Linked DNA regions of Homo sapiens: region 1 is linked to region 2. The links are chromatin loops, found by intact Hi-C in ENCODE. Cell type or tissue: heart right ventricle. All regions are shown on one strand. Each heading gives the region's core, and the rest is flanking DNA. Links, peaks and the distances in the headings are about the cores only.

Evidence for each region. A loop is a pair of places that touch in the nucleus more often than their neighbours do. Peaks named below come from ENCODE experiments on the same cell type or tissue, not always from the same donor. Only the 100,000 strongest peaks of a DNase experiment are listed, where the experiment ranks them.
Region 1: it touches region 2 in a loop (2.7-fold over the local background); 7 of 110 quality-filtered maps call a loop at or near these places.

Annotation. Positions count from the first base shown.
Region 1 is chr18:46,034,366-46,039,748 of GRCh38, forward strand. All of the region lies in intron 2 of PSTPIP2 (proline-serine-threonine phosphatase interacting protein 2), which reads right to left. Among named protein-coding and RNA genes, the nearest start is that of PSTPIP2, 35 kb to the right of the region's middle. In heart right ventricle, for the core only: no CTCF peak of the experiment used is centred there; a DNase peak (open chromatin) is centred at 3,338.
Region 2 is chr18:45,982,939-45,988,321 of GRCh38, forward strand. PSTPIP2 (proline-serine-threonine phosphatase interacting protein 2) reads right to left here. Exons shown (of 15, transcript NM_024430.4): 15 at 598-2,512. Among named protein-coding and RNA genes, the nearest start is that of EPG5, 18 kb to the left of the region's middle. In heart right ventricle, for the core only: no CTCF peak of the experiment used is centred there; no DNase peak of the experiment used is centred there.

The sequences.
Region 1 (5,383 bases), core at 256-5,255, 52 kb after region 2:
GAGAATACACCCAACTTTCTCAAGAGACCATTAAGTAAAGTGGAAAAACCATCAGACAGGAAGTCAGCAGGAATCCCAGCTTTACTACTTACTCATATTGTAATCTTGGGCAAGTCATTTAAAGCCCACTAAACTTCAGTGTTCTTATCTGTAAAAGGAAGCCAATGATATATTCCTTACTTGCCTTCTACACTTAATATAACAATATTAGTAATGGTTGTGGAACTTGCCTAAGATCAGTGGGTACCATTTACCCACTATATATTGTGTACCAGCTACTGTACTGGGCACAGTGTACTGGTTAATAGCAGATTCCAGGGCCCAAATTTTCTAGGTTTGAAACCGTATCTACCGCTTATTAGCTGTCTGAACTTAGGCAAGTTCCATAGCCTCTCTGAACCTCAATTTCTTCAATTATAACATAAGGATGAGAAAACTTACCATACAGAGTTTTTATGAGAATTAAATAATATATACAAAACACACTGTAGCTTGCATAGAGTAAGCCTTCAATAAACAGCAGCTATTAATATAATCTCATTTAATCATCTCTAGCTACCCTCTAAGGTATGATTAACCCTATTTTTATAGTTCTCATTTTCTGCTCATATCAGGAGCTCATTATATAATATTTCGCCACATCTGGGGATCTGAGGGTGGGAGAGTCCATGGGCTTGGGCTACCAGTGACAAGATGGCTTCATTTCAATTGTTAACCAGCTGAAAGACTTCAGACTAAAGTCCTATGTAGAATGTTTCCTTTAAAGAGAAATAAGGTCGGGCATGGTGGCTCACACCTGTAATCCCAGCACCTTGGGAGGCTGAGGTGGGCTGGATCACTTGAGACCAAGAGTTCAAGACCAGCCTGTGGCCAGGAAAAACCCCATCTTTACTAAAATTACAAAAATTAGCTGGGGTGGTGGTACATGCCTGTAATCCCAGCTACTCGGGAGGCTTAGGTGTGAGAATTGTCTGAACCCGGGAGACGGAGGTTGAAGTGAGCTGAGATCGCACCACTGTACTCTAGCCTGGATGACAGAGTGAGACTCTGTCTTAAAAAAAAAAAAAGAAAAGAGAGAGAGAGAGAAATAAAAGAAGAGGAAAATTTGACCTGGACTTGGAAGGATGGGGAGAATTTACTTAGGCATCAGGGAAAAAGGAGGACTTTCTAGGTGGGGAAATACTGAAGTAAAGACGTACAGGCAGAGACATCCAAAGCGTGCTCACCAATAAACCCATCTGGCTGAAATAGAGAGAATGGGTATAATGAGTGAGATTGTATAAACAGACAGTAAAGAAAGGGAGAGTGTGTCTGTGCTGGGAAGTAGCCCATCTCCCTAGATAGCCACCAGCCTTTTTGCCAGTGTTGATGAGTCATAAACACAGGGGTTGTATGAGACCCCCATCCTCACCAGCCCCTGGAGCCATTCTGGGTTCTGTCACTTTCTAGATTCCCCTGGTAAATTACTTAAACCTCATCTACAAAGCTACACTTCTGTGCCAAGAAACCTCATGCAGCCAACATAAGTGCCAAAGGGATGTGTAAGCCTCAATGTTGTTGTTATATTATGTAGCTATTCAGATGTTGGCTGTGGTTGCCAGCATCACCTCTATTATTGTTGTGCTTTTCCAGCTGACAGAAGGGTAAACTAGATAAATTTACAATTTACTGATGGAGTGTTTGTTACTGTGTTTTGTTACTTACAGTATTATTTAATTATTATATATTATCTGTATTAATTAATTTAATTAATATCATTTTATTTAATTAATATTAATTAATATTATAATATTAATTGTTAATGTGTTATAATATTGATTGTAACAATTAATTGTAGTAGTTATGAACAATTATTGTAACAATGTAGTAGTTATAAACAATTATTGTAACAATTAATTGTTAACAATTATTAATTATTATTGTAACAATTAGTTGTTACAATAACTGTTCTCATCCTTATGTTACAATTGAAGAAACTGAGGTTCAGAGAGATTATGGCATTTGCCTAAGGTCAGACAGCTAATAAGGAGTAATATGGTTTGAAACCTAGGAAAGCTGGGCCTTGGAATCTGCCCTATGTATCTAGCAAGCCTTCAATAAACATCAGCTATTATATAATCTCATTTAACCACCTCTAGCTACCCTCTGAGCTAACCTTATTTTTATATGTCTACCCTGGATGCAAGAATCTGCCCTGTGGGTGGCAAGAAAGGCAGCCTCCCTGCCCTTCCAGAGCAGCACACGGAGCGGCTCCTTGCACTGGGGTGATTGTTCTGTCCAACCCCACATGAGGGCAGATGAATTTACTGCAATCTGCCTGGGTACGACCAAGGAAAAGGATATTTCCTAGTTTCGGTAATGGAGGTAAAATGTGGCATGGAGGGGTGCAGTGCTGGGTTCCATCCAGGGAAGAGCAGGGCTGGGGAGCTCACCAGGAAGTATAGCATCTCCCTCTTCCCCTTGCCACTTTCTGGGCAGGTTAAACTGACAGAAATTCAAGAGGCCCATGGTAGGACTCTGACACTTCTGGAAAGTCTTAAAAGCACCCCATTAGATATAGGGCATGTTTAGCATGTACCATGTAAAAGTGGTATAAATGTATGTGTATTAAACTTGATGAACTCAAAATAATAAATAAGGTATAACATTGGACAAGAGGTGGTTGTTCAAAAATAATTATTACATACAATAGTCTGTTATCTTTGCCCCTGTATTTGTGTGTGTTTGCCTCTTGTCTCTAAGAACCACAAATATCCCAGAGTTGTACATGTAATTTTTGTTTGTTTGTTTTTTGTTTTTGTTTTGAGACGGAGTTTCACTCTTGTTGCCCAGGCTGGAGTGCAATGGCGAGATCTCAGCTCACTGCAACATCCGCCTCCCGGGTTCAAGTAATTCTCCTGCCTCAGCCTCCCGAGTAGCTGGGATTACAGCTACACCATGCCCAGCTAATTTTGCATTTTTAGTAGAGATGGGGTTTCTCCATGTTGGTCAGGCTGGTCTCAAACTCTCGACCTCAGGTGATCTGCCTGCCTCGGCCTCCCAAAGTTCTGGGATTACAGGTGTGAGCCACCACGCCCTGCCTCTACATGTAATTTATGACAGCTCGGTCAAATAATGTTTAAGACTCAAGGAGGATGTTTCAGTCATATTAGATGATGGCACAAATGCAGCCAACTTAGTCCCAGTTCCCACAAGCATCCTGCACCCACCCGAACAAGAGGAAAGCTGGATCCCCAAGCCTGGACTGTCCTTCTGCACATGAATTACCCTTGAACAAGACACATTGGAGGAACAAACACACAGGCTCAATGACAGCAGCTTCCTTCCTGCAAGCGTGCCACCAGGAACAGAGGCCCAAAGCCAAGCAGGCCACACGCTCAGGGGCTGCATCTCCACGCCCAGGGCATGCCCATCTGACACTCTGATCTAATGCCTGCAGATTCTTCCCCAGAATTGGAAAACACAAGACTGACTTCTTTTTGCTATAAAACCCATGGGAGAAAAGAGAACATATACTAGAAATACAATATAAATAATCAACAATTTTTATTCTCCATTTATTTCCTACTCTTATGTATTTTTGTGAATCGTTTTTAAAAGCGAGATCTTAGCTTTGGGATCCTATTTGGACTAGCGTTTTTCAACTGTGGGTCACGACCCATTTGTGAGCCATAAATCAATTCAGTGGATTATGACCAGCAATTTTTTTTTGAAAGACAGGATCTCACTCTGTCACCCAGGCTAGAGGGCAGTGGTGCAATCAGAGCTCACTGCAACCTTGAACTCCTGGGCTAAGTGATCCCCCGACCTCAGCCTCCTGAATAGCTGGAAGACTAGCATTTTTAAATTAAATACTATTGGATAAATTAACAGGGTAGTCCTGTTTCATTGTTTTATTTATGCATGTGTGTACTGGGTGGCTGTGTAAAATACATTTTTTTTGAGGGTCACATTCAAAAAAGTATGGAAGCCACTGATTTAGACAAACCCCACTGTATCAGGGGACCCTTGGATGGCCCCCCAGGCAGTCAGTGCCTGGGGTCCTGAGCCGACAGACACTTCCTTCCTCTGCAGATGTATTCCAAGGCCATTTCATTCCCAGGAGGAAATTTATAGAAGCCATAACTGGGGGAGGAACAGAAAAAAGCAGTCTTCTGCAATCTCTAGATCCTTCATGCTCATGAAACTCTTTGTCCTAGCACTGTTGAAGGAAGGAGGAAGCCCACTGCCAGTGTTTGTAAAAAGAAAGGCACACTTTTTAACTGGGTGTCAACACTGTCAACCATCTTGGGTAGAAAAGAAGGGAACTGCTCCCTTAAAGGAGGAGGAGCAGCAGCCAGCTCCACAGCGCTGACAGTAGCCGAGCCTCTCTTGGTTCACCCGTCCTCAGGCCTCCAGGTCCTCCAGACCTTTGGAATGGCTCAAGGAGACAGGCCTCACCACCCAAGGGCTGGGCAACCCTTGGTTGCTGTCATAATTTACATGTAGAGGCAGGGCGTGGTGGCTCACACCTGTAATCCCAGAACTTTGGGAGGCCGAGGCAGGCAGATCACCTGAGGTCGAGAGTTTGAGACCAGCCTGACCAACATGGAGAAACCCCATCTCTACTAAAAATGCAAAGTGTGAGTAAGTTTGATCGTTACCTAATTTTCTCTTGAGTAGAAAGTGAGAGAGTTGACCGAAAATGCTTTGATGTCTGTATCTCTGGGTTCTGAGCCTTTCACTTACTGCCTTACAAATAGAACCTGTTCATTAATTTGAATCTTGGCAAGGATCCTGATCTTTGGCCCCAAATCCTCTTAACATATTCTTTCATCCAGAACCTCTGTAAAATGGAATATTCTAGATCAATAAGTTTCCACAAAACTAAGTTTTGTTTTTTTAAAAATCTTATCCATTTTTAAACAGAAGAAAAGAAAATCCTCTAAACCATGCCAGTTCCCCATGGACTACCATGCCCTGCCACCCCCAGGAGCATCATGATCGGCTTCACAGCTTTCCCACAGCTCCTCATCCTCCTGGTCTCTGAGCTGCACTCTGCCTCCCTCTAACCACGTGGGCCATCTGATTCCCACCTCAAGCTTGCTGTTCTCCCAGATATCCAGGTACTTCTTCACCTGTCAAATCCACCTCACCCTCTGAGGGCCACCACAAGGACCTACTCCTCCATGAAGCCACCCCGTCCTCTATTTTATTTCCTTCTTTCTTTCCCTCCCTCCCTCTCTCCTTCCTTTTTCCTTCCCTCTCCTTTCCTTCTTTGCCAATCCTCAGCAGTCTCTTCCTCAGCAGTCTAAAAGCTACATCATGGGGTCTTTCAATGTTATTTGTACCACAGTACTAAGTGTATTTCTTTTCTTACTATAATTCGTTCGCAGTTTCATCA
Region 2 (5,383 bases), core at 163-5,162:
TTCTGGAAAAAGTACTTGTACACAAATCCTTATCTCGGGGTCTGCTTCTGATGGAACCCAAATTAATATACCAACAGTCTGTAGAATAGCTCACATTTACTAAATTTAACACATGTACTCGTTTGGCTTCACTCACTTTGCACTCCTTATTTCTCTTTCAAGTGGTTGTTTCTCTAGCTATGTTTTCTTATGGGCCACTAATTCTTTCATAGTCTCTACTATGTGCCAGGTGCTGGAGATACAGCAGGAAAAAGAATAGACAATGGCCCTGCTACCATTGGGGTTCCAGTCTAAAAAGGAAGACAGGCTTTGAACAATTAATTTCAAGGGTGAATCATATCATAACAAGGAAAATGGAGGGGGAGGAGAGATACAGTAGTTGGATCCAACCTAGTCTGAAGGCAGAGATGGTGTCTCGCAGAGGAAGTAACACTGCAATTGACCTCTGAAGGATTAGTACAAAGTAGTTCGGCACCATCTCCATTTGGCTTCCCTGACCAGCGGTTTGTCTTTTTGAAGCCTAACAATCACAAATGTGGCAAGGGATCAAATAAAGCTTGGAAGAGCGATATGGTCAACACAAAAATACGAAACAAATCCCAAATTACCAAGAACCTTTATTTAACCTACCAAACTAAAAGAGCAATAAAATAAAAATATTTTCCATCCACAAAACGGTTTTACATCAACTACACTGACCAATACAGAGAAAAGGGAAATCCCTGAGGAACTGCCAACAATAAATAATATACTTAAAATAGAATGTTCTGAGTGTAAAGGAACATTTCCTGAGCCCGTTCAGTTTGGGGAAATTTGGCCCTTTGCAAAATTCAGTTTCTCAAAAGGATATCCAACTGATGCAAGTTTCCTGTCATGACAAGAAGCTGTCATGTTCAGTAGCACCTTACACGAAAGGTGGGGAAATAGGCCGGGCGCAGTGGCTCACGCCTGTAATCCCAGCACTTTGGGAGGCCGAGGCAGGTGGATCACCTGAGGTCAGGAGTTTGAGACCAGCCTGACCAACATGGTAAAACCCTGTCTTTACTAAAAATACAAAAAATTAGCCAGGTGTGGTGGTGGGTGCCTGTAATCCCAGCTACTCAGGAGGCTGAGGCAGGAGAATCACTTGAACCCGGGAGGCAGAGGTTGCAGTGAGCTGAGATCATGCCGCTGCACTTCAGCCTGGGGGACAGAGAGAGACTCTGTCTCAAAAAAAAGAAAAAAAGATGAGGAAATAATCAATCTTCTTCTGATCAATTTGTCCATAGTTCTGGAAAAGCTACTGCACAGAGCAGGAGAGGAAACTATTTGCTCTCTGTAATACTGAAAAACTGAGAGTGCTATTTTAACTTGTCAATAACTAAAAGGTACCATTTTCTCATAGTGCACAGGTGTTGTACAAAAAGTACATGACCTCCCTGCTGTTTGTGAGTGAAAAAGGAAAACCCAAATATTTGTGAAAGTGTAAGACGGATGCATTTAAAATTCTGGGGTCTAGCAAGGGAAAGATTCTCTGTGAAGACCCAAAATTGAGGACTGGTTTTATAACTCTAAAATTATCTTGAGGAATGGAATCAAAATATGGTATTTCATTGATTCTAAGATGTATTTTTTTCATACTTTAGCATCTTAAATTCAGATGGGCTTGGCCATCAATAGTCTGTCCCAAGTTTATTGGCAACTCCTCGACCCCACCTTCTTAGTGCAACATAAAATAATGGCATGTTTTACAATCAGTGGCTCCTTAAATTAGATTAAACATCATGCTCTGTAGTTCAGCATACACAGGGATCCACATAAAAATAAATCTGACATTTAAACCCTGGTGATTCTCCCAACTGAAAAAGTGCTGGCAAAAATATTTGGCATCTTAAATTTCAGCATGAGCATCACAACTTCAGGAAGGGTTAGAAGAATAGTGATGTGGGTTGGGCTCAGGCTCTAGTTCTGGTTCTGTCCCTCATCAGCTAGGAAAACTGTAAGGAAATTAATTTCACACTTGTAGGCTTTATTTCCTCATCTGTAAAATGAGAAAGTATGATCAGGCGGCTTCTAAGTCTTCCAGCCAAAAAGGAAGGTAATTTTAAATCTTGCACCACTGAGGCTGTGTGTCGCCGTGGAAACTCCACAGCCAGGCTGCCCAAAGCCAAAGGAGCCACTACTGCAGTTGGTGGCTCAGAATCCTCTGCTGCCACCTCTGCTCCTCAAGTGGATGCTCCAAATCCAGAAGTGGATTTCATGCTTCCCATGTTGAAAACCTAATTCATTCATAACCTGAGTAACTGGGAAAGAATAATTCTTCAGAATGGGGCAATTTGTAAACTTCAAAAAACTGCAGAACTCTACTTGCTTATGTTGTCCTAAATGTCTACCATAAATTTTAAATCTCTAAAAAATTATAGCAAGGGTTCACTTCAAAGTCTTCATTGCTGACATAACGTGGCTATAGGTCCTGCTGCTCTGGGTGCCCTTTCCATATCACAGAAGCACTAGCCGGAAAAAGCTCTGGTTTCTGAAAGAAAATAACAAAGAAATTTCCTCTGAATGAAAGGTGCTTGTCAATACTCTCTCCTACCTTGAGAGTATATTCAACAAGAATAAGGGTGCAGGCCAAGGAAAACAAATGGTGAGGAATGGGTATTCCAAGCAATGAGAAATGGAATGTGACGATAACAGCATTGCTTTATGGTAAATAATACATACATTTACATTTTTATACATATTTCAAATTTGAAATTTTTAATCTATCTTTACCTAAACATGTTAGAATTAACAACAGGAATAGCAGCTAAAATCAACAACTACAAAACAAATCACAAATTCCTAACTCTTCTTGTTTAAATTTTTTTTTTTTTTGAGACAGAGTCTTGCTGTGTTACCCAGGCTGGAGTGCAGTGGCGCAATCTCAGCTCACTGCAACCCCCGCCTCCCAAGTTCAAGTGATTCTCCTGCCTCAGCCTCCCAAGTAGCTGGGATTACAGGCACCCGCCACTGTGCCTGGCTAGTTTTTGTATTTTTAGTAGAGATAGGGTTTCACCATGTTGGCCAGGCTGGTCTCAAACTCCTGACCTCAGGTGATCCGCCCGCCTTGGCCTCCCAAAGTGCTAGAATTACAGGCATGAGCCACCGTACCGGGACCCTGTTTAAATTTATTTTCCAAAAGTTCATTCAAACTATTTTAATTGTTGTGATAAGTTGCTTAGTAAGTTATTCACTAAATTAGACTTCCTTCTTTAAAATTTTCTGAAATTCAGTATATGTTGTATACTGAATATGAATGTGTTGTATACTCCCTTTAGTAAAATTTTCTGAAATTGATGTATATGTTGAACCCCAACTCATTGAACTGGCACAGATTCCAGTGAACTCCAGTGAAATGATATAACTCAAGTACATGTGTTGGCACTAGCATCTTGCATTCAAACATCACACTCTTAGACTCTGAGGAACTACAGTTGTTGGGTCAAGTGGTACTATTAAGCTACTAGAATATATTCTTTACCCAAACAAGTAAGAACAGAAAAGAAAAAGGTAAAAAATAAAAAGAAACACTTAGGACTGCCAGTGACCTGCCCATCATCTACACAGTGCTCCAGAGAGCAGGTGCCACATCTGAATTCCAAGTCATTGATTTACCAGGTTTCCACTCTGCCTCTAACTAGGGCCTTGCCCCTTTCCATGAGAAAGAGGGAGGCTTATGAAATGAAGAAGAAATGATGACTGATTGTAAAGACTAGCATCTATTTGTAGATTTGTAGGTCCTAAGTTATATATAGTTAAAGAACAGGGTACTTTATGTCTTCAAGTTCCATATATTTTATAGCAAAGTTGCTTAAATATTAAATATATTAAGCAATTATATTAAGCAATTTAAGGACTTATGTTTAAATATAATAGAAACCAGCTGATTCTTTCCTTTGACTGAGTCTTGCTCTGTCGCCCAGGCTGGAGTGCAGTGGCGCAATCTCAGCTCACTACAACCTCCACCTCCTGGGTTCGAGTGATTCTCCTGCCTCAGGGTCCTAAGTAGCTGGGGCTACAGGTGCCTGCCACCATGGCTGGCTACTTTTTTGTATTTTTTGTTTGTTTGTTTTAGTAGAGATGGGGTTTCACCATGTTGATTAGGCTGGTCTCAAGTGATCCACCTGCCTCAGCCTCCCAAAGTGCTGGGATTACAGGCGTGAGCCACTGTGCCCAGTCATTAGCTGATTATTTTTATGTAATTAGGACAAGTTGGCATCTGTCCTAGATAGCCAGTTGGCTATAAGTCACAAAGTAGGTGTTTTTAGAGGACTGGAGACAAACAATGTTTGATGTGCTCACTTTGGTGGTATAGAACGCTATAGAAAATCACCCTGGAGCACTGTTAAAATCTGTTTAGGTTGATAAATGACAGTATATGTAACCAACACCAAACCAGGAAGGGTGAGAGAGAGGCTGTTGCCTTTCTCTGTTGACTTCTGGCATCCCACCCACCCACTGCCTGCCACTTGGTCTTCTGATACTGTTATCCAGGGCATACAACTAACAAGAAATGCGAAGACGTGTAGTTCAGAAGTGTAGCTCAGTCCACACTGAGATCAGGAATATGTAAGTGGATCAACCCTTTAAAACAGTTTTTAGTCAAAGCAGTAACACATTTTCATTGCAGACAAATTCAAAAACAGGAAGGAAAAATATTACCTATTTAGGAATATATCTCTTCAGACCTTTTCTTAGCTCGTGTGTACCTATATAATTCTTTTACCCCAAGATAAGCCCACTGGGGTAAAAGAATGATACTTTATGAAGAGTTTTTTTTAGTATCGCTACTTTGGCTTCTGAGGCATTTCTTCACATCTGTGAAGAATGATTTTGACTTGGAGAATGTTCCAAGCACCTGAGTGCCTAAGAAAAAGTCACCATGCAGTATATCTTTGCAGCTACAGTTGGCTTAGCAGTGTTCAGTCCTCGTCTAAGAATCCTCATGGTTTGCTTATTCAGAGCAATAATAATCTGCAGGATGACCTCCATGATGACCTTGTGTGTATAATGAGTGTGATATCATTTGCACTTCTTTTTATTTGACTTTTCCTCTTTTAGATGGTGGGAGAGTAAGCTAAAATCTAAATTACTTTAACAGTGAGGATGATGTGTGTTTTGTTGATGAGCACTGCCTTAAATCCAGGTGTGTAATAACTATAAAAGAGCTTAATAAGAGCAGATAAAGAGGGCTGGGCATGGTGGCTCATGCCTGTAATCCCAGCACTTTGGGAGGCTGAGGTGGGCAGATCACTTCAGGTCAGGAGTTCAACATCAGCCTGGCCAACATGGTGAAGCCCTGTTTCTACTGAAAATACAAAAAATATTAGCTGGGTGTGGTGGTGCATGCCTGTAATCCTAG